2 separate regions of the Homo sapiens genome follow, and region 2 is linked to region 1. A link is an interaction called in ENCODE POLR2A ChIA-PET data of the cell type or tissue named here. Cell type or tissue: CD4-positive, alpha-beta T cell. All regions are shown on one strand. Links, peaks and the distances in the headings refer to the core of each region. The heading gives the core; the rest is flanking DNA.

Evidence for each region. Peaks named below come from ENCODE experiments on the same cell type or tissue, not always from the same donor. Only the 100,000 strongest peaks of a DNase experiment are listed, where the experiment ranks them.
Region 2: POLR2A ChIA-PET joins it to region 1 with 5 read pairs; 19 of 35 experiments call an interaction of 5 or more read pairs at or near these places.

The regions. Positions count from the first base shown.
Region 1 is chr2:38,737,761-38,748,358 of GRCh38, forward strand. SRSF7 (serine and arginine rich splicing factor 7) reads right to left here. Exons shown (of 8, transcript NM_001031684.3): 5 at 10,287-10,397; 6 at 8,934-8,987; 7 at 8,384-8,419; 8 at 5,839-7,427. The coding sequence ends at 7,373. Among named protein-coding and RNA genes, the nearest start is that of SRSF7, 8.3 kb to the right of the region's middle. RefSeq lists a silencer at 3,078-3,250. In CD4-positive, alpha-beta T cell, for the core only: no CTCF peak of the experiment used is centred there; no DNase peak of the experiment used is centred there; H3K4me3 peaks cover 740 bases; H3K27ac peaks cover 891 bases.
Region 2 is chr2:38,620,954-38,632,897 of GRCh38, forward strand. No RefSeq gene overlaps it. Among named protein-coding and RNA genes, the nearest start is that of HNRNPLL, 24 kb to the left of the region's middle. In CD4-positive, alpha-beta T cell, for the core only: no CTCF peak of the experiment used is centred there; DNase peaks (open chromatin) are centred at 5,568 and 5,878; H3K27ac peaks cover 704 bases.

The sequences.
Region 1 (10,598 bases), core at 5,228-10,227:
ATCCCCCCTCCAGCCTCAGCCTCCTAAGTACCTGCAACTATAAGCACGCACCACTACTCCCAGCTCAAAACAATTTTGGTGTTCTGGAAACAGACATAAAACCTTCCAGTCTGAGATATGTTGTCTGAAAAACTACTGAGCTTTGAGTAGGAATAGTGGGAGTCTGTAGTGTTCTTGCCTGGGGCTGTTCGTATCCCCCTCACTCCTCCAACTCAGTAATTGTGAAGGTTCTGCTGAGGCAAAACAGAACATGAGGACAAGCAAGCAGCTGTGGTTGAAAGAGGGTTTACTCCATTTGGAGGTGTGAGTGGCAGCCATACCCAAACCATCATCAATGGAAGTAACAATCCCAGTGCTGTGCAGGCAGGGAGGGCTTATGGCTCTACTGGCCTGAGGTTGCAGTCGTGGCTGCAAGCAGATTTTTGGCTGATCGGAGGCTGGGTACATGTGCAACAGAGATGAAGGGCTCAACAAAAAGTAAAACTTAAGATAGACTTGAAAGCAGCCTGAATATTAAAATTACTCACCTACCTACACAAAGATCCATCAGCAGAGGACAGAAGTCTGACTGGTTGAGGTGTCAGCACAAACTCTCCAGAAAGTGGCTGCCCCCTAAGCTGTGCAGACACAAGGCAACCCCCTAGAATTTTAAAATAAGCATAAGAAGCTGGGCATAGGGGTTCATGCCTGTAGTCCCAGCTACTCAGGAGGCTGAGACAGGAGGCTTGTTTGAGCCCAGGAGTTCAAGACTATAGTATACTATGATCCCACCTGTGAATAGCCAACTGCACTGCAGCCTGGACAACACAGGGAGACTGTCTTTTAAAAGATAAACACAAGAATGTTGAAAACAAAAACAAAAACAAAAAAACTGGAGATTATAAAAAGGAATCAAGTAGGCTGGGGCCAATGGCTCACGCCTGTAATCCCAGCACTCTGGGAGCCCGAGGCAGGCAGATCACCTGAGGCCAGAAGTTTGAGACCAGCCTGGCCAACATGGCAAAACCCAATCTGTACTAAAAATGCAAAAATTAGCTAGGTGTGGTGGTGCACACCTGTAATCCCAGCCACTTGGGAGGCTGAGCCAGGAGAATTGCTTGAACCTGGGAGGCGGAGGTTGCAGTAAGCTGAGATCATGCCACTGCACTCCATCCTGGGTGACAGAGTGAGACACTACCTCAAAAAAAAAAAAAAGGGAATCAAGTAGAAGTTTGTTGAAAACAGTATAATGATGCATAAGAAGTTAACTAGAGAGGCCAGGCACAATGGCTCACACCTGTAATCCCAGCACTTTGGGAGGCTGAGGTGGGCGGATCACTTGAGGACAGTAATTCAAGACCAGCCTGGTCAACCTGGTGAAACCCCATCTCTACTAATACTACAAAAATTAGCCAGGCATCACCATGTGCCTGTGCCTGTAATACTGGGAGGCTGAGGCACGAGAATCACTTGAACCCGGGAGGCAGAGGTTGCAGTGAGCCAACATCACGCCACTGCACTCCAGCCTGGGCAACACAGTGAAACTGTCTCAAAAAAAAACAAAACAAAACAAAAAAAAAGTTAACTAGAGAGAGTCAGAAGTAGATTTGAGACAGCAGAAGAAAGAGTAAGTGAACTTGAAGGTAGATTAATAGGAATTATTCAACCTGAAAAACAGAAAAGAGATTGAAGAAAACTGAACAGAACCTCAGAGACCTGTGAGAAAACAAGCACATGAGCGTATGAGTAATGGGAGTCCAAAGAGAGGGACAAAAAAAAATAATGGCAAAAAACTTCCAAATTTGATGAAAACCAATTATCTATAAATCTAAGAAGCTCAACAAACTTCAAGAATAGAGATTCCCATCTAGATACACCAAACTGTTGATACATTTAAACTGCTGAATGTCAAAAGCAAACAAAATTTGAAAGCAGCAGGAGAAAAATGACTCCTCGCTACAGGGGACCACCAGCACCAGTACAATTAACAGCTGACTTCTCATCTGGAACAATGGAGCCCAGAATGCCGTGGAATGACATGGTCAAAGTGCTTCAAAACCAGAGATTCAATTATCACCCAGAACTATCCTTCAAAAGCAAAGGTGAAATAAAGACTAGGGAATTCATTGCTAGCAAGCCTGCCTTATGAGAAATACTAGAGGAAGTCCTCCATACTGAAATTACACCAGAATCCATGGAAAGAAATAAAGAAGATCAGAAATAGTAAATATATGGATTAATAAGACATTGTATTTTTTCATTTATTCTCTTAAAAGACATAAGATTAGCCGGGCATGGTGGCTCACGCCTGTAATCCCAGCACTTTGGGAGGCTGAGGCAGGTGGATCACAAGGTCAAAAGATCAAGACCATCCTGGCCAACATGGTGAAACCCTGTCTCTACTAAAATTACAAAAATTAGCTGGGCATGGTGGCACGTGCCTGTAGTCCCAGCTACTCAGGAGGCTGAGGCAGGAGGACTGCTTGAACCCAGGAGGCAGAGGTTGCAGTGAACCAATATCATGCCACTGCACTCCAGCCTGGCAACAGAGTGAGACTCCGTCTCAAAAAAAAAAAAAAAAAAAAGACGTTAAGATTACACAAAGCAATACTTGTAACACAGTAGTATCAAGTTTAGAATACATAAATATAGCATAAAAGAGGGAAGAGTAAAAGGAAACAGCATTGGAGTGTAATTTCTATATTTTACCAGAGTATTAATCAGAACTAGATTGTGGTAAGATTCAACCACTAACTAAAAAATAGTTTTAAAAAATCAAGAGGAATTAAGTAACACACTTAATTTTTTATACTAAAAAAAATATTTAGGCCAGACATGGTGGCTCATGCCTATAATCCCACCACTTTGGGAGGTCGAGGCGGGTGGATCACCTGAGCTCAGGGGTTTGAAACCAGCCTGGCCAACGTGGTGAAACCCCATCTCTACTAAAAATACAAAATTAGCCGGGCGTGGTGGCTCACACCTGTAATCCCAGCACTTTGGGAGGCTGAGGTGGGTGGATCACCTGAGGTCGGGAATTTGAGACCAGCCTGATCAACATGGAGAAACCCCGTCTCTACTAAAAATACAAAATTAGCCAGGGGTGGTGACACATGCCTATAATCCTAACTACTCAAGAGGCTGAGGCAGGAAAATAGCTTGAACCCGGGAGGTGGAAGTTGCGGTGAGCGAAATCGCGCCACTGCACTCCAGGCTGAGCAACAAGAGCAAAACTCTGTCTCAAAAAAAAAAAAAAAAAATTCTGAATAGAATGTTAACTTTTTTTTAAAGATGATTATTTCTTTGAGCACAGCGACCTCTACTGGTACTAATATAAATTAAAATGCAGTTTCTGTTTTTTTCAGTTTCCTTTCCAGCATGGGATCATTTGGAGACAGAGAAACCTAGAGGACAATAGCAGAATCCTTTGATTCACATGTGAGTGCTGCTACTTCCTTATTATAGTAGAATAAACCAGGCCAATCTTCCAATAACTAACACCACTTCCAGAGCAGTGGTTTTCAATTCTGGTTGCGTATTAGAAGAACCAGGGGAGAAGCGAGGCACTGTGGCTCACACCTGTAATCCTAGCACTTACGGAGGCCAAGGCCGGTGGAATGCTTAAGCCCAGGAGTTTGAGACCCACCTAAGCAACATGGTGAAACCCCATCTTTAAGAAAAAAATACAAAAATTAGCTGGGTGTGGTGACATGTGCCTGTAGTCCCAGCTACTCAGGAGGCAGAGGCAGGAGGATCACCTGAGCCCAGGAAGTCAAGGCAGCGATCATGCCACTGCACTCCAGCCTGGGTGACAGATGCTGTCTCAGAAATCACCAGGTGAAATTTTTACATTAATACCCAGGCTTCACCCTCAGTGATTCTTTCATTTGAATGTCTTTAAGCACCCTGGGTGATTTTAGTCTGCAACTAGCAATCAGAACCACTACCCTAGAGTAAAAGCTTTCCCTAGTATGGTCTCATTCATCCATTTTACGGTAAGTCCGTAAATGCGTTTGGCTAGAATTTGCCCCCGAGCTTCACAAAGCACTTCAAGGAAAGAGTCCTGGATAAGTCAGGCTTCCCAGACCAAAAGTCTATCTTGGTAAGGCCCTGGCAACTCTACAAATAATCTTGGTACCCAAGATCTCCAGAGATAAAATTGTTTTGAAAGTTGTAAAGTTGAAGACACATATCTAAACCAGGGGCTGGCAAATATTGTCTGTAAAATGAAAAGGAGAGTAGATTTTACAGGCTTTGTTGGACTTTGTCACAACCACTCAACTCCACTACTGTTAGCACAAAAACAGTGACAGCCCATAAGCAAACAAGTCATAGCTGTTTCCATAAAACTTTATAAACACTACAATTTAAATTTCACACAACTTACATATGTCATAAAATGTTACAATTTTTATTCTTTTTCAACCACTTCAAAATGTAAAACAGCCGGGAATGGTGGCTCATGCCTGGAATCCCAGCACTTTGGGAGGCCAAAATGGGAGGATCACTTAAGCCCAGGAGTCCAAGAACAGCCTGGGCAACAAGGCGAGATCTCTACTAAAAATTAAAAAAAAAAATAGCCGACTGTGGTGGTGCAAGTCTGTAGTCCCAGCAACTCGGGAGACTGAGGTGGCAGAATCACTTGAGCCCAGGAGTTCAGAGGCTGCAGTAAGCTGATTGTACCATGGCACTCCAGCCTGTGTGACAGAGAACCTGCCTCAAAAAAAATATGCTGAGGCCAGGCGCGGTGGCTCACGCCTGTAATCCCAGCACTTTGGGAGGCCGAGGCAGACAGATCACCAAAGGTCAGGGTTCAAGGCCAGCCTGCCCAGCATGGCAAAACCCTGTCTCTACTAAAAGTACAAATTAGCAGGGCGTGGTGGCGGGCACCTGTAATCCAAGCTACTTGGGAGGCTGAGGCAGGAGAATCACTTGAACCCAGGAAGCAGAGGTTGCAGTGAGCCAAGATCACGCCACTGCACTCCAGCCTGGGCAACAGAGCGAGACTCCGTCTTAAAAAAAATCTATGCTGAAACACCATTTTTCAACTTGAGATTGGTAAAAATCAAGTTTGATAGCCCATCAGGTAGGAACTGATACAAAGAAACAGGTACTCCTATACACTGCCATGAAGGCAAACCAACAGTACCCAGCAAAAATTATAATGCACATACCCTTTGACTCAGCAATTTCCGAGGATGATCTAGGTAAGCATGTTCACCTATCAATGATGTACTGTACTGTACATCACCTGTCAATGACGTACAGTACAGTACATTCACTGCAACACTAATTTTTTTTTTTTGAGACAGAGTCTTTCTGTCGCCCAGGCTGGAGTACAGTGGCGCAATCTCAGCTCACTGCAACCTCTATTCAATCAGGTTCAAGTGATTCTCCCGCCTCAGACTCCCAAGTAGCTGGGGGATTACAGGCGCGAGCCACCGCACCAAGCAAAAAAATTTTAAAAATTAAAAATAAAAACTGACTGATTACTCATCAGTGCTAGGCTAGTTTAGAAGGAATGAGTCTGGAGCAGCACTTCCAATCAGTGACAATCAATTTGGCAATCCCAATCACAGAAAACAAGTGGGGGGATGCACCAAAGCTTATTTTGAAATGCATCTATCAGTAACGGGTGCCAAGTTGCACATGACCTAAGAGGTATTGGCCCAAACAGCCCTTTTCCCCACAAGGCTGGAATTTGTTTAAAACCATTTTTGCCCCTACCCCTCCTCCACACCTTTTTATCCTTTCTATACTCATTTCTAGGACGCTACTAGCTGCCCATCCTAAAGCTACAGGATTAATGCCTCCTACTTTTGGCTGAGAGCTCCCACTTCCAAAAATTAAGTATCAGGATTATTTGTTCAATCTCTGCAGATTTATTGTTGAGTAAACTTATCTTTAAATAATACAGAACAATTAAAGCTAACCAAGTGCAACAGATAAATAAGCCTGCCAGTTATACACATAACTTTATACCAACCATAATTCAGCCAGTCAAAATTCCAAAAACAATCCAAATAACTTCCAACATACTAGCGGTCAAACTACCGAATAAACTTGATGCAGACCAGTATTCCCAAGTTGCAATAGTATCCAATGACTTTGCTGAAATGCATAAAATGGACAAGCCTAGGTATCTGCGCAACCAGCAGGTTTTTTTTTTTTTGTACCAAGGCTAGAGAATGCCTGGTAAAAGCTTGACCAGAAAACTCTCAAAAGTAACTGTTACTGCCCTACTATTCTTAAGATACTTAAAATTTGAATAAAGAACCTACTGGCTATGTAACATTCTAAGGTCTACCAGATGCTACCAAAAAATATTAGCTACATGGAGTGTTGCTAAATATAGCTGAGATTTACAAAACCACTTTAGTCTCATTGACATTTCTGATTGACATCTTTAATTACTTTGCACCAGCCTGGCAAAATAGAAGAATGTTGTGGTTGGGAACTGCAAAACCTAGCTTGAAGATTAACAACAGGTCTTTGCTCAGAATAAGACAATCCATTTGAATAGATGAAGAGTATCTGGGCTGGAAAATTTTGCAAAGCTGGTTTACATGAAGGTGTTTTGTCCCAATTTCAGACAATTCCTCAAACATGCATTTTTTGGTATAAAACTGGTTAACTAATGTAGAAAGCAAAGAAACAAGACCATTGAGAGTAGAACTCCCCATATCTTGGGGAGTCCTAATTAACACTATGCCACCTAGTAGCCTGAAAGCTGCAATTAGTATAAAGATCATCCAGAAATGTTTCTATTTCTCATACATTTAATCAGTTTCGTTTAGTTCCTGTCATGCTCATTTAGACACATCAGTGGTCCTACTTGCTTCACCACTGATCATACAATACCTACTAACACCAACTTCAAACGGATTAGCTAACTTAAGGATCTGTCATGATGCATTCAGGCTGTATCATAAGGGACTCAGGTCATCTTACCCAGAGCTACAAGGGTAAGATGGAATTTTCAAAGTCCCTTAAGATCCTGGCCAAGTTTTATGCATAGAATAGTGATGTTCAAGACTTAACCAACACCTTTCAATTCTGAATGTAGGTATGTATGAATAAGGTTAACAATTATAATGTCTGACTCTCAAATATATCAAATTAAGAAGTGTTAATATTGAACACAAATCAAAAATCTAGTTAGAAACATTTTATTTAAATGTGCCAAATAAAAACCCACATTTTCAGACCATATGATGTTAATACATTCAACAAAATTTATATTATCTTACTGCTGTGAATTTACATAGTAATCCAGATCCATTTTGATTAGATGGTTGAATTATCTTTCCTAGGTTACACTTTACAGACATCACAAATCCCTTATAATAATGTAAACAAAATAACTTTTCCCTAAAGGGTGAACTTGAGAGCTTCAGTCCATTCTTTCAGGACTTGCACTTCTGCGAGGACTTCCTGATGGGGAACGACTAAAAAGAAAAACATTAGGTTTGGATCCAATTAGTGTCAATTGAAACTCTCATGTACATGTACTAACTTTCAATAACTTCAAAGGTGGCCTAAGGTACTAATTTCCTATAGCAAAGACCTAAAAATGACATGAAACTTACATATATTCATCTTTTGTCCCTGGCTTAAGATTAGGCTACCCTGGCCAGGCACGGTGGCTCACGCCTGTAACCCCAGCACTTTGGGAGAGGCCGAGGCAGGTGATCACCTAAGATCAGGAGTTTAAGACCAACCTCGCCAACATGGTGAAACTCCGTCTCTACTAGAAATACAAAAAATTAGCCAGGCTTGGCGGTGGGTGCCTGTAATCCCAACTGCTCAAGAGGCTGAGACAGGATAATTGCTTGAACCCGGGAATCGGAGGCTGCAGTGAGCCAAGATTGAGCCACTGCACTCCAAGCCTGGGGACAGAGCGAAAACTCCATCCCAGAAAAAAAAAAAAATTAGGCTATCCTCCTTGTCAAAATTGCAAGGTCAACCTGCAGTTAAATATGACAACTATTTGAAGTCTTCTGGTCATTAAGAAGCACTAGATAAATATGACAACTATTTGAAGTTTTCTGGTCATAAAGAAGCACTAGGCAGGTAACTATTTCCAAGACTTTTCTCCACACTTTGTATCTATTGTACATGTGGGGAAAAGGCATCTATCTTACCAAAATTTCTACCAAGTACTCACAGGACCAATCACATCTTAATAATCACCCTAACATTTTATGACTAAGTATTTCCAGCAAAAGTATAAACTAATGTTACTGAATCAAAAAAAAAAAGTATTTCAGAAACTTAGCATAGTATTTTAATCTATATAGCACCAATTCTCCAAAGAGCTCAAAGACTGCAAAGCAGTAAGCAAACAAATTCTGCAGAGGCCACACTTGACAGGCAAGATTTGGCAACAAAACATTTAGCTTACCTTCTTTTTGGAGATGGAGATCTGGACTTTGATCGGCTGTCAAAACATGAGAAATTCTATTAAAGAAAGAGTACTAACCAATCCCTTTCTTGTAGTCACCAATACCGTAAAACCCCCAAATGTCCTAAGCTTAAAATGTCAGACTGCACTTAAACTGAAAAACATCCTACCAGTTGTTGCTAACAAAAGCCAATCTTTCAACAACTGTTTTTCAAAAAATGACTCAATTACTACATCATGATTAATCTTTTACATTCTGCTTTAAGCACATCGATTTCAGGATGCTTCTCCATGCACCTATCAGTTCTAACAAGGGCCTCTTTAATATAATCCCCCAAGTCATAAGCTTCTTTCTCACTATAGTTTTACATTCCCTTGTTCAGGGAAAGTCAGCCAGTAATAAATAGGACATACACAAATAAGGTACTGTGTTCCCACTAAAACCTAAGTTTAGAGTTAACACTTAAAATTTCAACAATTAAAAACACTTTGAACTCTTTGGATATTGGTGCCATATAACTAGAAAAGCATAATCAAATTTTTACCCTACCTGCTTCTTGGTCGTGAAATAGACCTGGATCTTGATCTTGACCTCGACGGGGATCTTAATAAAAAAAGTGAAAAACACAATTATATCAATCAGTCCAAAGGAATTTCCTTAACTACTCAACACTGTATTAGGTTGGTCAGGCATAAAGAAGCTAAAACTAAACAAGATGCAACACTTGCCTTATTCTGTCTAACACACTGTCAAACAAAGTGTTACCAGACATAAGGAACCCCCATTTCAATTACTTGTTTCTATCACTCAATTGGTTAGTTTCTGTACAGGTATAACATTCTCAAACACTGTGTAATATCCAAGGGAAATACATGGTTTTCATTTGATGAGACTGGTATGAAGGAAGCAAAACTAACCTCACTTAAGGCACAGATCCCTCAGCTGGGCACTGTGGTACACAATGGCAGTCCCAGCTACTCAGGAGGCTAAGGCAGGATGAAAATAACCAGACCCCTGAACTGAGACTAATTCAGGTGATAAGGCCAGACGAAAAGAAAGCCGCCCCCCATTTGTAAGGCTTTATTCCTGGATCAAGTTATGTTTGAGAGCCATCAATCTGTCAGACAAACCAAATCAGACTGACATATCTATCTTTTAAATTTATCTAAAGAGATGGTTCATAGCTTTCTCAAATAGACCACAAGATTCAGAATTCCTGCATTTAAAGGTTTTGTGCTATTAAACAGCAATTTAACTCCCAGTAGCATTCCGTACCACGGTTTTATCGTTGGTACAGATAACAATATTGTTAATTACATGTTGCAATACTTATTTTACAATTTTTTCCATTCTATCTCCTTTTAAGGCCTTCTACAAATAGTAAAGCTCTGGTTCTTTAGTTTTTTCAGGTCTGAAACGGTCTAAAAAAAAAAATCCACATTCATTTCTGTGTACACACTACTGCCCTAGTCAACTTTCCAGTGTCTCAAATCAACCCCATCATTCCAAAAATGAGAAATGTTTCTACTTGCTTCTGATCTCTTTTCCTGGTGCTAATAGGCCTTTTTGTCGGGAAAATCAATTACCATCTTTCAGAGCTAGTATCATCCAATCTGAAGCCAGAAAAGTTTATAGCAACATGCCTACCCAGAGTGTTGAGTAGAACTGTATTGCTTGGGACCCTTGTCTACCACACGGCCTAACAAGCCTTAAAATCTCTAGTAGCCCTTTTCTTCATCTGTAAAACTAGGTTAATATTTATGTTACAAGTTACACATAAATTCCAAACTTTTACATCTCAAATATTCCCTGAAGCAATCCATTTGAATTATGTCCTTAAGACACTCTACTGATAAGATGTGAACAATCCAAACACAAGTAAGGAAAAAAAGTGTTACATACTGGAAATACCTCGATCCTTTTATAGAACCAGACCTAGATCTTCTGAGTGAAGCTGATCTTGATCTACGAAGAGAGATAGATCTTGATCGTCGAGGAGATGCTGACCTTGACCTAAAATAAAGAACTTTAAGTCCATCTCCACAGTTTTTTTTTTTTTTGGCCTGTTAAGACTTCAACTGGGGAACGGTGCAGTGGCTCATGCCCATAATCCCAGCACTGCGGGAGGATCGTTTGAGCCCAGGAGCTTGAGACCAGCCTGGGAAACAGTGCAAGACCATTTCTACAAAAATAAAAATTAGCTGGGTATGGTGG
Region 2 (11,944 bases), core at 3,091-8,090, 120 kb before region 1:
TTTATACTTTCATAAGATCATAAGTGATTTTTAGGTGGTGATATAGAAGAAAGACCTGGAAAATGTTGATGAAACTAAAGGTAGAGATTCTGGTGTTTTATCTTTCAGATGACAAACTTTAGCCTTTTTATAGCTGACATCACTTAAATGTCTTTCCTGTAACAAAGACCAGGAAGAAGCCACAGTACCACAAAAATATGAGGCTATAAAGAGATGGAATTCAACCTAGATGACCATCAGTGGTGGACTGGTTAAAGAAAATGTGGTAATATACACCCTGGAATACTATGCAGCCATAAAAAAGAATGCAATCATGTCTTTTGCAGCAACATGGATGGAGCTGGACACCATTATCCTAAGCAAATTAACTCAGGAACAGAAAACCAAATACTGCATGTTTTCACTTAGAAGTGGGAGTTAAACATTAAGTATACATGGACATAAATAAAGGAACAACAGACACTGGAGCCTCCTCGAGGGTGAAGAGTGGGAGGAGGGTGAGGATCAAAAAACTACCTGTCGAGTACTATGCTTATTACTTGGGTGAGAAAATAATCTGAACACCAAACCCCTGTGACATGCAATTTACCCATGTATAAAACCTGCACATATACCCCCTGCAGCTGGAATAAAAGTTGGGGGGGAAGAAGGGACATATTTTAAAGGGAGCGAGAACTTTAGAAATTAACAAATAAATGCTCACAAAATTGAAAAAAAAATATATATATGGCATTTCTATAACATTTTCCAGCCATATTTCCTACCTCTAATTTCAGTTTTGGGTTTCTACACACCTTCTTGTATGTGGTAAATGTTGGCTCACCAATGGCATCAAGAACAGCACCACCACAATTGCTGTAAGAATTCTCGGCAGGGCGCGGTGGCTCACGCCTGTAATCCCAGCACTTTGGGAGGCCGAGGTGGGCGGATCACGAGGTCAGGAGATCAAGACCATCCTGGCTAACACGGTGAAACCCCGTCTCTACTAAAAATACAAAAAAATTAGCTGGGCGCGGTGGCGGGCGCTTGTAGTCCCAGCTACTCGGAAGGCTGAGGCAGGAGAATGGCGTGAACCCAGGAGATGGAGCTTGCAGTGAGCCCAGATAGCGCCACTGCAGTCCGGCCTGGGCGACAGAGCGAGACTCCGTCTCAAAAAAAGAATTCTCATAGGTGAATATTTGCATTTAATATCTACGGTATGTTCCAACGTAGCTATAAGAAGTATACTATAGACTCAAATGAGAACATTACACATCATTATGCACCAACAGTTCCCATACTCATGTCCGGTATAACCTTATTCCAGTTAGAATTCCAAATGCAGAGATCTTTGTTTTGCTTCTATTAACAGTGCCTGGAATAGTGCTGGAACACAGTAGGGCTCAATGAGTATTTGTTGAATGAATGACTGAATCTCTTCAGTCATTTCCCTTTTCTCCTTACTTCCCTATTCCACCTCCCGCTTCTTTTGCAGAAGAAAACCACAACATGTCTGACATGTGAGGGCCTTGACCACAAAAGATAGAATTGTTCCCTACTTCTCATTATATGCTATAGTATTTTCACATTGTGCAGCCAGCAAAATAGTATTACCAATCACCTGCAGATCGTTGAATGTCTAGAATTTTAAAATTATACCTAAAAGATATGATGAAGAAAAATAATTTGCATAGGCTTTACCTCTGCTCCTAGTATGTGTAAAAAGCATATTGTTATGGTTGTTTGTGAATGGATTCTTCCTGATCTGTGTCACAGGCAAATGCTCCTGTGTTCTTTAGGGTATAGTTTTAAGGAGCAGGGAGTGAGGTGGTCAGGATAGGATGTGTTTGCAAGACCGAATACAACACAAGTCTGAAGCAGGACATTTTTAAGCAGCCATTTTGATGTAGCCAGGTCAAAATGGCCCTGTATAAGCGTAAAATCCCGGTTTTTTTTTTTTCAGTGCAGGTAATGGATTCAACAGACATTCTTGAATTTAGTTCACCTCCTATCAGCACTATCACTAAGGTACTACCTACAAATTTAATGAGGTTTTTTTTCTAAACTGAGAATAATGGAATCTGTTTGGCGTGTGTGTGTATTTTTCTCTCCAACCAGAGTCTAATGTATATAAGATCAAGGATAACGTAATCAGGAGGTCTACAGAAAGCAGGCTGTTCATCCTCTAGTGTAGAACAGTTTAAAAACTCCATTTAGGCCGGGCGTGGTGGCTCACGCCTATAATCCCAGCACTTTGGGAGGCCGAGGCAGGCAGATCATGAGGTCAGGAGATCAAGAACATCCTGGCTAACATGGTGAAACCCTGTCTCCACTAAAAATACAAAAAATTAGTCGGGCCTGGTGGCGGGAGCCTGTAGTCCCAGCTACTCGGGAAGCTGAGGCAGGAGAATGGGGTGAACCTGGGAGGCGGAGGTTGTGGTGAGCCGAGATCACGCTACTGCACTCTAGCCTGGGCGACAGAGCGAGACTCCATCTCAAAAAAAAAAAAAACACACACACACCATTTTAAAAAATTTCTCTGGCACAGTGGCTCACTCCCATAATCCCAGCACTGTGGGAAGCTGAGGCGGGTGGATCACGTGAGGTCAGGAGTTCAAGACCAGCCTGGCCAACATGGCAAAACCCCGTCTCTACTAAAAATACAAAAATTAGCTGGGGGTGGTGGGGAGCACCTGTAATCCCAGCTACTTGGGAGGCTGAGGCAGAGAAAGTTGCTTACAATCCAGGAGGTGGAGGTTGCAGTAAGCTGAGATTGCACCACTGCACTCCAGCCTGGGATATAGAGCAAGACTCCATCTCAAAAAAAAAAAAAAAAAAAAAATTCTCCTTTTTAGTACAAGAATCCAAGATCCTATAGCAATTCATTTTCCTATCACCCAAAGAGATTTCATCAAGCTTTACATTATTTAATAATTTTATTACTAATATTAATCATACTAATTATTATTTTACCATCAGAAAAAGTGGGCCATTAATTTTTCAGCCTGGAGGGATTAGAGAGAGGTCCTCAGCTCCACAGCCCCTGTCACTTTGGTTCCTTCGGAGGCAGTTCACTGGTCATTTGGGACAGCATGTGATTTGCATGAGGCCTGATAAGCCAAGGAGGAGCGATTGTGAATAGTCCATCAGGACTGGTCACTATGGAGAAAAAGACAGAAACAAATAGATGTCTACCACTTTAACTGCTATGGCCTGTGAGCACCAGAAGACAATGTGTGCCTCGCTAAGGGGGAGTAAAAGTCAAGGTGGAAAAGTGAATCTAAGATGAGAACTGGATTCTAGATTCCAACTATTTGAAAACTGACCAGCCAATCAAAAGTCTCATAGTCTCGGCTTTTTTTTTTTTTTTTTTTTTTTTTTTTTTGAGACGGAGTCTCGTTCTGTCGCCCAGGCGGGAGTGCTGTGGCGCGATCTCCGCTCACTGCAAGCTCCGCCTTCCGGGTTCACGCCGTTCTCCTGCCTCAGCCTCTCGAGTAGCTGGGACTACAGGCGCCCGCCACTGCGCCCGGCTAATTTTTTGTATTTTTAGTAGAGACGGGGTTTCACCGTGGTCTCGATCTCCTGACCTCGTGATCCGCCCGCCTCGGCCTCCCAAAGTGCTGGGATTACAGGCGTGAGCCACCGCGCCCGGCCTAGTCTCGGCTTTTAAACAGTCTTCTGGATGACTGAGTCATGGGGACAGATGTCCAGTGGCATCCTCAGGATGGCAGCTCAGTGATACTGGATTGCAGCATTCTGGGGCAGTAGGGGGAGGGGCTTCAGATCCAGTTGGTATCCAGGATCTTTGCTGGTCTCTGCTGTGGAAGGACTAGTTTGGTCTTATTCCTGGATGATGACCCCTGAATGAAAATGTTCCTTTCTCTGCCACTCATGGTATTCTGCTGCCCCCACTGATGGAGTTGATGGTTTTGTCCATTTGCATTTTCATCCTGAAGTCTCTAAGTACACGGCTCTTTGTCCCAGCACATGCCTCTATTCAGTGTGTGCTGGTAAACGTTTAACTGGCTATCTCCAAATTACTTCTTGTCCTCGGGCCCCTAACTGCTCCGGGCTGTCTCTAGCATGCCTCTTCTAGGACTGTCTGTTACTCTGGCTGTGCCCCCATGGACTCTACCTAATCTCCGAATACACCACATGTCACGCATTTTGTCAAGCAGTTTACATATATGAACTCATGCAATCCTTACAGCAACTCTGGCAAGTAGATACCAGAGGGCAGAGTGTCTCAAAGATCGCACAATGTTTTTTCTCTGGTCTGTAGGTAAATAGAGCTGAGAGCTTAGGGTGGCCAGAAGCAGACAGGGACTCCAGAGAGCGGCACTGAGAAAATTGATGGTGGTGTCCCACACTCCCTTCCCCTTCAGCCCTCTTCTCATGCAAGACTGTGTTACTGGCCAAACCAGAGAGGAGCTGGGAAACAGGCAGCCTTGCTATCACCTCCTGGTCTCACTCCTAGCCTCCACACCCCCATCTTGATCAGCCGCATTCACTTTTTTTTTTTTTTTTTTTTTTTTTTTTTTTGAGATGGAGTCTCACTCTGTCACCCAGGCTAGAGGGCAGTGGCGCGATCTGGGCTCACTGCAACCTCCACCTTCTAGGTTCAAGCAATTCTCCTGCCTCAGCCTCCTGAGTAGTTGGGATTACAGGCATATGCCACCACGCCCAGCTAATTTTTTGTATTTTTAGTACAGATGGAGTTTCACCATCTTGGCCAGGCTGGTCTCGAACTCCTGACCTCAGATGATCCACCCACCTTGGCTTCCCAAAGTGCTAGGATTACACACATGAGCCATGGTGCTCTGCCCCCATTCACTTTTTCAATAAATATTTATTAATTGTGTTTTATGGACAAGGTACATATGTCTTTTATGAACTAGGTATTTCAGGGAATGCAATTGTGAGTAAACCATGATTCTCATTTGTCTTCTGAGCGATTATAATCTAGAACAGACAAGATGTGTACACAAATTACGATTTTTAAAATTTGCTACTTTGTAAGGGTCAGAAGAGTTTTAAAGACAGTGAATCAAACCTCTTGTGTGGCCCTAACCCCCAAATGCTCTGTAACCATCTCTCATAGCTCAAGAGCAGCTTGCATTTAGATGGGTGATTTGTCATTTAAAGAAATATGTCAATCATCATTAAAGATACATGGAAAAATGAAACTGGTTTATTTGTTAAAGTAGTGGAATTATGGGTGATTTTTCCCCAGTGGTTTTGATTTACATTACCATTATATAATGGTGCTTGAGCTTTGTTATGTTTAAAAGAAAAAGCTGGAATTGTTGTCATCCACAACCCAGCTCCAGGGACTGATTCCCAAGTTAGCTTAGCTCATCTCTGAATTAATCTCCTGAGGATCTGAGAAAACTCTATAGAGTTCCACAGAAGACTGCCAGCTTTACATAGTCACAGGAACGTATCTTTAAACCATTTGAGGATGTTTTCTATATTGTATGTAACATGAAATGGTTTTTAAATGGTGTTAAACCTTTGAAAAGTGATGTGCTTGTAGAACTGTCTTCTTAAGACCCACTGTGGGATTTTTCCCCTCCCCCCACATCCTTTTGATGTCAGTGATAACAGTCCCACAAGGGCACACTGTCAGTTAACTAGATAGGAAGCTTCGTTAGGCAAGCAGGTGTCAGCAGTGGCACAATCTACTAATTTATAAATGAGTGTATTAGGGTTCCCTACAGGGACAGAACTAATATATATACGTATACATAAACGGGAGTTTATTAAGGGGTATCGACTCACACAATCACAAGGTGAGGTCCCACAATAGGCTGTCTGCAAGCTGAGGAGCAAGGAGGCCAGTCCGAGTCCCAAAGCCTCAAAAGTAGGGCAGCCAACAGTGCAGCCTGCAGTCTGTGGTCTAAAGCCCAAGAGTCCCAAAGCTGCCCTCAAAGACTTGCAGTCTGATGTCTGAGGGCAGGAGGTATCCACCACAGGAGAAAGACGGAGGCCAGAAGACTCAACTAGTCTAGTCTTTCCACATTCTTCTGCCTGCTTTTTTTTATGGCCATGCTGCCAGCTGATGAGATTGTGCCCACCTAGGTTGAGGCTGGGTCTGCCTTTCTCAGTCCACTGACTCAAATGTGAATCCCCTTTGGCAACACCCTCACAGATACACCCAGGAACAATACTTTGCATCCTTCAATCCGATCAAGTTGACACTCAATATTAACCATCACAATGATCATTACCTGACTACTTGCATTTAACACCAATCTAAGCTAAGAGTCCTCTGATGAGAAACTGGGCTCTACAAATATGAAGAAAGATTTCTCTGAGCCCTTGGCAGCCATTAAGCTACTCCCATTAACAGCCTCCCTTATACTCTGTATAGGATTCCCCACTCATAAAGAAGGGCATGGGGACTGCATCAGCCTTTAATAAGATATGATTCCTGAAACTGCAATGACCATCTTGGACCGTGAGAAAACGAAGGAGAAAATCACAAAGGTGCCGTTCCTGCCATAATTGGGATATTGAACCAATTCCTGCAGCTGCTACCTCCAACTTCTTGTTTTGTCACAATAATAAATGGCTATTTGTTTAAGCCACTATAGTCTGGTGGTGGGTTACTTGCAGTTGAATGTAATCCTTAGTGATATGAGACTGTGGCCATAGCAGTGCTAACATTGCAGATCAAACAGCTTTACAAACAGTGATTGTAACTCGACTTAACTCTTTCCAGGGTCAAGAACTCTCTGCCTTCTAACATCTGAATTCCATTTTTCTCTGTTTGTTTCAGTATGTGTCTTTCATGTTGCAGGTTTTCTTGAAATGTCAGAATCCTTGGCTGATCATTAGTTTTTAAGAGTGCCTCCTAAAAAGGCTCTTTGGAAGCTCCGGGTGCATTGGCAAGGTGTGTTGCCTAAAGGGCTTTTCTGCAGGACAATTAGATGGTGAACCAGCTTTATTATTGGGGGACCCTGTAATGTCAGCAGCAGCCCCTCCAGAGAGATACTTCCACCATTTCTCCTCATCACCTTCCCCCTCCACTGTTCCCAACCCCAACTCCAGCCTCTCCAGTGATCTGAGACTTTCAGGAAAGAACTTAGGGAAAATAGATCTTTATTTTAGAGGATGATATGGCCAGAGTGTATCTGAAGCTCTGTGTCAAGTAATGTTATAGCAGTGCTCTATAATTCTTGTTGATATCACTGTGTTCTGTACTCAGTGACAGCCTAACTGGAAAAAATTTAAGTAATAATAATGATATTTGACATATTAAGAACACACCATGTGCCAAGCAGTTCGTTAAACACTTTATACATATTAACTCATTAATCCTACCCAGCCAAGTATACTCTTGGTATCCCATTGTACCAATGAGGAAAGGGAGGCTAAGAGGTTACATAACTTGCCTAGAGTTACACACCTAGTGAATGGATCATTGGAATCAGGTTTTTTTGTTTGTTTGTTTGTTTGTTTTTGAGATGAAATCTCACTCTGTTGCCCAAGCTGGCGTGCAGTGGTGCAATCTCAGCTCACTGCAACCTCTACCTCCTGGGTTCAAGCTATTCTCCTGTCTCAGCCCCCTGAGTAGCTGGGACTACAGGCACGTGCCAACACGCCCGGCTAATTTTTGTATTTTTAGTAGAGACGGGGTTTCACTATGTTGGCCAGGCTGGTCTTGAACTCCTGACCTCATGATCCACCCACCTTGGCCTCCCAAAGTGCTGGCATTACAGGCATGAGCCACCACGCCCGGCCTGGAATCAGGTTTTCTTACAGTGCAAGCACTTGGCAGGTATAAGCAAATTATCTTTGGCAGGACACACTTTAAACCCAGACTTTAAAAGAATTCTCACAAAGTTCCAAGGAACATGACCTCACAACAAAAAATTATATAACACACAAAGAAACAAGCCACAGTATGTGAGAGTCATCAGAAACAACAGCAAAATCAGCTTGTAAAAACTTTTGATATTGGATGATCAATTATAGATTTATTTTATAAATATATAGAATGTATTTAACATTGAAAGTATAAACAGGAGAATATAAAAACTGACAAAGTAGATCTGAACAATTAGAATAACTAAAAATTAAAAATTTTAATTGAAATAAAAAATCAAAGGGACTAGTTAGCATATTAAAAACAGATGAAAATTTAACAGTAGGCTGTCATGACCAAAAAAAAAAGAGAGAGAGAGAGAGAAAATCAGTCCAGTCACGGTGGCATATCCCTGTAATCCCAGCACTTTGGGAGGCCGAGGCAGGTGGATTGTTTGAGCCCAGGACTCCAAGACCAGCCTGGCCAACACAGTGAGAACCCGTCCCTATCTTAAAAAGTAAAAAATATTTTAACTAAAAAAAAAATCATTAGTGTACTAGAAGATAGAAGTCAAGAAGTTTCTCAGAATACAGTACAAAGAGAAAAAGAGTATCTTCAAAAACCCTCTAGCAGGTGGTACATTAAAATCATATCCATTAAAATCAGAAATTTAAAAATGATGGCTACTATCATCATATCTATCAAATATTGTACTAGGGGTCTGAGCAGCCCAATAAGATAAGAAAGAAAGAACTGGGAAAGTAGAAAGAAAACTACGGTTATTTGAAAATGATAGAATCTGATGGAATAATCTCCAGATAAATTCTTAGAATAAGTAAGGTTCTTAGATACAAAAATCAGTTCACAAATATCAACAGCATTTCTATAAAGTGTAAGATATAATAAAATTAATTTTTAAAATGCCATTAAAATGGCAATGAAAACTATAAAGTGATTAGAAATAAATCCAGCAAGTTATTTTTATAACAGCTATGTGTGGAACAATATTGCATTTGTGTCCTATTACTGCTGTAACACATGACCACAAACTTGGCATCTTAAAACAACCCAAGTTTATTATCTTACTGTTCTGGAGGTCAGAAGCAGGAAAGAGTCTTATGGGCCAAAATCAAGTTGTCATAGCCGCATTCTTCCTGGAGGCTCTAGGGGAGAACCTTTTCATTGCCTTTTCCATATGCTACAGGCTGCCTGCATTTCTTGGCTAGTGGCCCCTTTCTTGATCTTCAAATTCAAACCCTGCTTCAGTCCTCACATCTTCTCTCTGACTTTGACCCTCTTGTCTCCCTCTTATAAAACCCTTGTGATTACATTGGGCCCATCTAGATAACTCAGATGCAATGTAACATATCACAGGCTCTGGGCATTAGGACATGGACGTCTTAGCAGGGGGTATTATTCTGTCTACCACAAATATAAATGGAAAGACACATCTGGTTGTTTGTTTTTTTTTTTTTTTTTTGAGGTAAGTTCTCACTCTTAGCCCAGGCTGGAGTGCAATGGTGCAAGCACGGCTCACTGCTGCCTCAATCTTCTGGGCTAAAGCAATCCTCTTGCCTCAGCCTCCCAAGTAGCTGGGACTACAGGCATGTTCCATCATGCCCAGCTAATTTTGTATTTTGTGTAGAGACTTGGTATCACCATCTTTCCCAGGCTGGTCTCGAACTTCTGGCCCCAAGTAATCCTCCTGCCTCGGCCTCCAAAAGTGCTTGGATTGTAGGCGTGAATCACCACACCTAGCTAAGACATACCTTTTTCATAAACAGAACATCATAAAGATGTCTGTTCTCTCAAATTGATTTATGGATTCAATGCAATTCTGAATCATACTCCAGTAGGTTTTTTTTTTCATTAAACTTTACAAGTTTTTTCTAGCATTTATATGAAAGAACTAAGTGCCAAGTATAGGCAAGACCCTCCTGAAGAACAGGTGTAAAGATCTGCCCTACTAGATATTAAGACTTAATATGAAGCTTTAATAGTTAAGACTTAGTGGTATTGACCAGAGACAAATCCGCCAGGAGAACAGGCTCAGGTAGAGACCTGATATGTAATAGAACTGTACTGCATCAGGTCATAGAAGCATGCATACACTCTAATTGCATTGATACAAAAGTTGAAAACAGGAAATATCAAGCAATATATTACTTAGAGACACACACACACACATATATGTATGGTAAAACTATAAAGAAAGGCAAGACATAAAATTTAAGACTGGTAACCCCAAGACTTGGGAAGGTTGAGACTGGGGAGTTTTACATAGTGCTTTCCAAAGTACTGCTAATGTTCTGCTTCTTAAGCTGAGTGTCAGGTATAGAGGTGTTAATTTTATTATTAGTCTTTTTTTTTCTTGAGACAGAATCTCACTCTGTCACCCAGGCTGGAGTGCAGTGACACAATCTCAATCTCAGCTTACTGCAACCTCTGCCTCCCAGGTTCAAGCAATTCTCATGCCTTAGCCTCCAGAGTAGCTGGGATTACAGGCGCGCACCACCATGCCTAGCTAATTTTTGTATTTTTAGTAGAAACAAGGTTTCACCATATTAGCCAGGCTGGTCTCGAACTCCTGACCTCGAGCAATCCTCCCGCCTCAGCCTCCCAAAGTGCTGGGATTACAGGCATGAGCCACTGAGTCCAGCTTATTATTAGTCTCTAAATTGTGCAATATGTTATAGATACCCTTTTGTTTGAATACTATCTTCATATTTTTAATATAAAAGGTAATCTGAGTTCATTTAAAAATTTTGTTTAAAACAAGTTAAAGTGCATAAAAACAATGTAAAGTTAAAGTATCAGTGTTGTATCCAGTTCATATAAACTATCAGATAAATATTAAGACTACGTTAGAAAATGGCATAGAAGTCATTAATAAACAAATTCACACAAGAAGAAATCTAAATGGCAATTAAATATATGGTATTTTTTAAAAAATCTTCCATCGATCTAGTAGTTAAAAAATTAAATATTTAAATATTATCGCCTCTCTAATTCAAAGGGGGTTAAATATATCATATTGGTTGTTGGTATGATACTGCTGATAGGCAAATACATTGATAAGAATTTGTGAAAAACAATTTATCAATACCTATCAAGCGTCCTAAAGTGTTTATGCCCTTTTGTTAAATAATACCATTTTCAGAAATCTGTACTAGAGATAATTCTTATATATCAAGGAATATTTTTGTGACCAAAAAAATAGTATTAACTGGATGCTTATGCTGGTGCCAAGTATGGTGCTAAATCCGCCCCATAAATTAGGAGACTTGGGTTACTGCCAACACTACTCAGCCTGAAGATACTAGGAGGGTCAGGATCAACACCCAACAGTGCAATTCCACAGCCCATATTTTTAAGCACCACATCACACTGTAGCATTGCAACCTGGTTTCTAATTGTTGAGAAAAAAAAAATTAATGATTAAAAAATCAGTGTGAGACAATTATTCAAAATGAAAATGAGAGAAAAAAACCTAGAAATGACCTGAATGTTCAGTAATAGCCAAATAGCAAAATTAAGCATGGTATATTTATATGTAGCAGGCAGGGAGAAAGTAGTCATTTCAGAAATTTTAATACGTGGAAAAATACATCTTAAAATTGAAGAAATGTGGTATTGTGATTCAGTGCAAATTTATCACTGTTATAATTAAACTAAAAATTAAAGTCCTACTGATAGTGGGTCATAGTATCATTTTAATCATCTTAGCAAAGAACCACAATTGTTTTTTTGTTTGTTTGTTTGTTTGTTTGTTTGTTTTTTTAAGATGGAGTCTCGCTATGTCTCCCAGGCTGGAGTACAATGGCGCGATCTTGACTCACTGCAACCTCCATCTCCCGGGTTCAAGCAATTCTCCTGCCTCAGCCTCCCGAGTAGCTGGGATTACAGGTGCCCACCATCATGCCCAGCTAATTTTTGTATTTTTGTAGAGATGGGGTTTCTCCACGTTGGCCAGGCAGGTCTTGAACTCCTGACCTCAGGTGGTCCGCCCACCTTGGCCTCCCAAAGTGCTGGGATTACAGGCGTGAGCCACTGCACCCAGCCCACACATTCTTTATTTCTATTTTAATTTAATGTGAATAGATACCACATTCATTCATTCACATTCTCCAAGCAGCAAACAAGTATAAAAATATA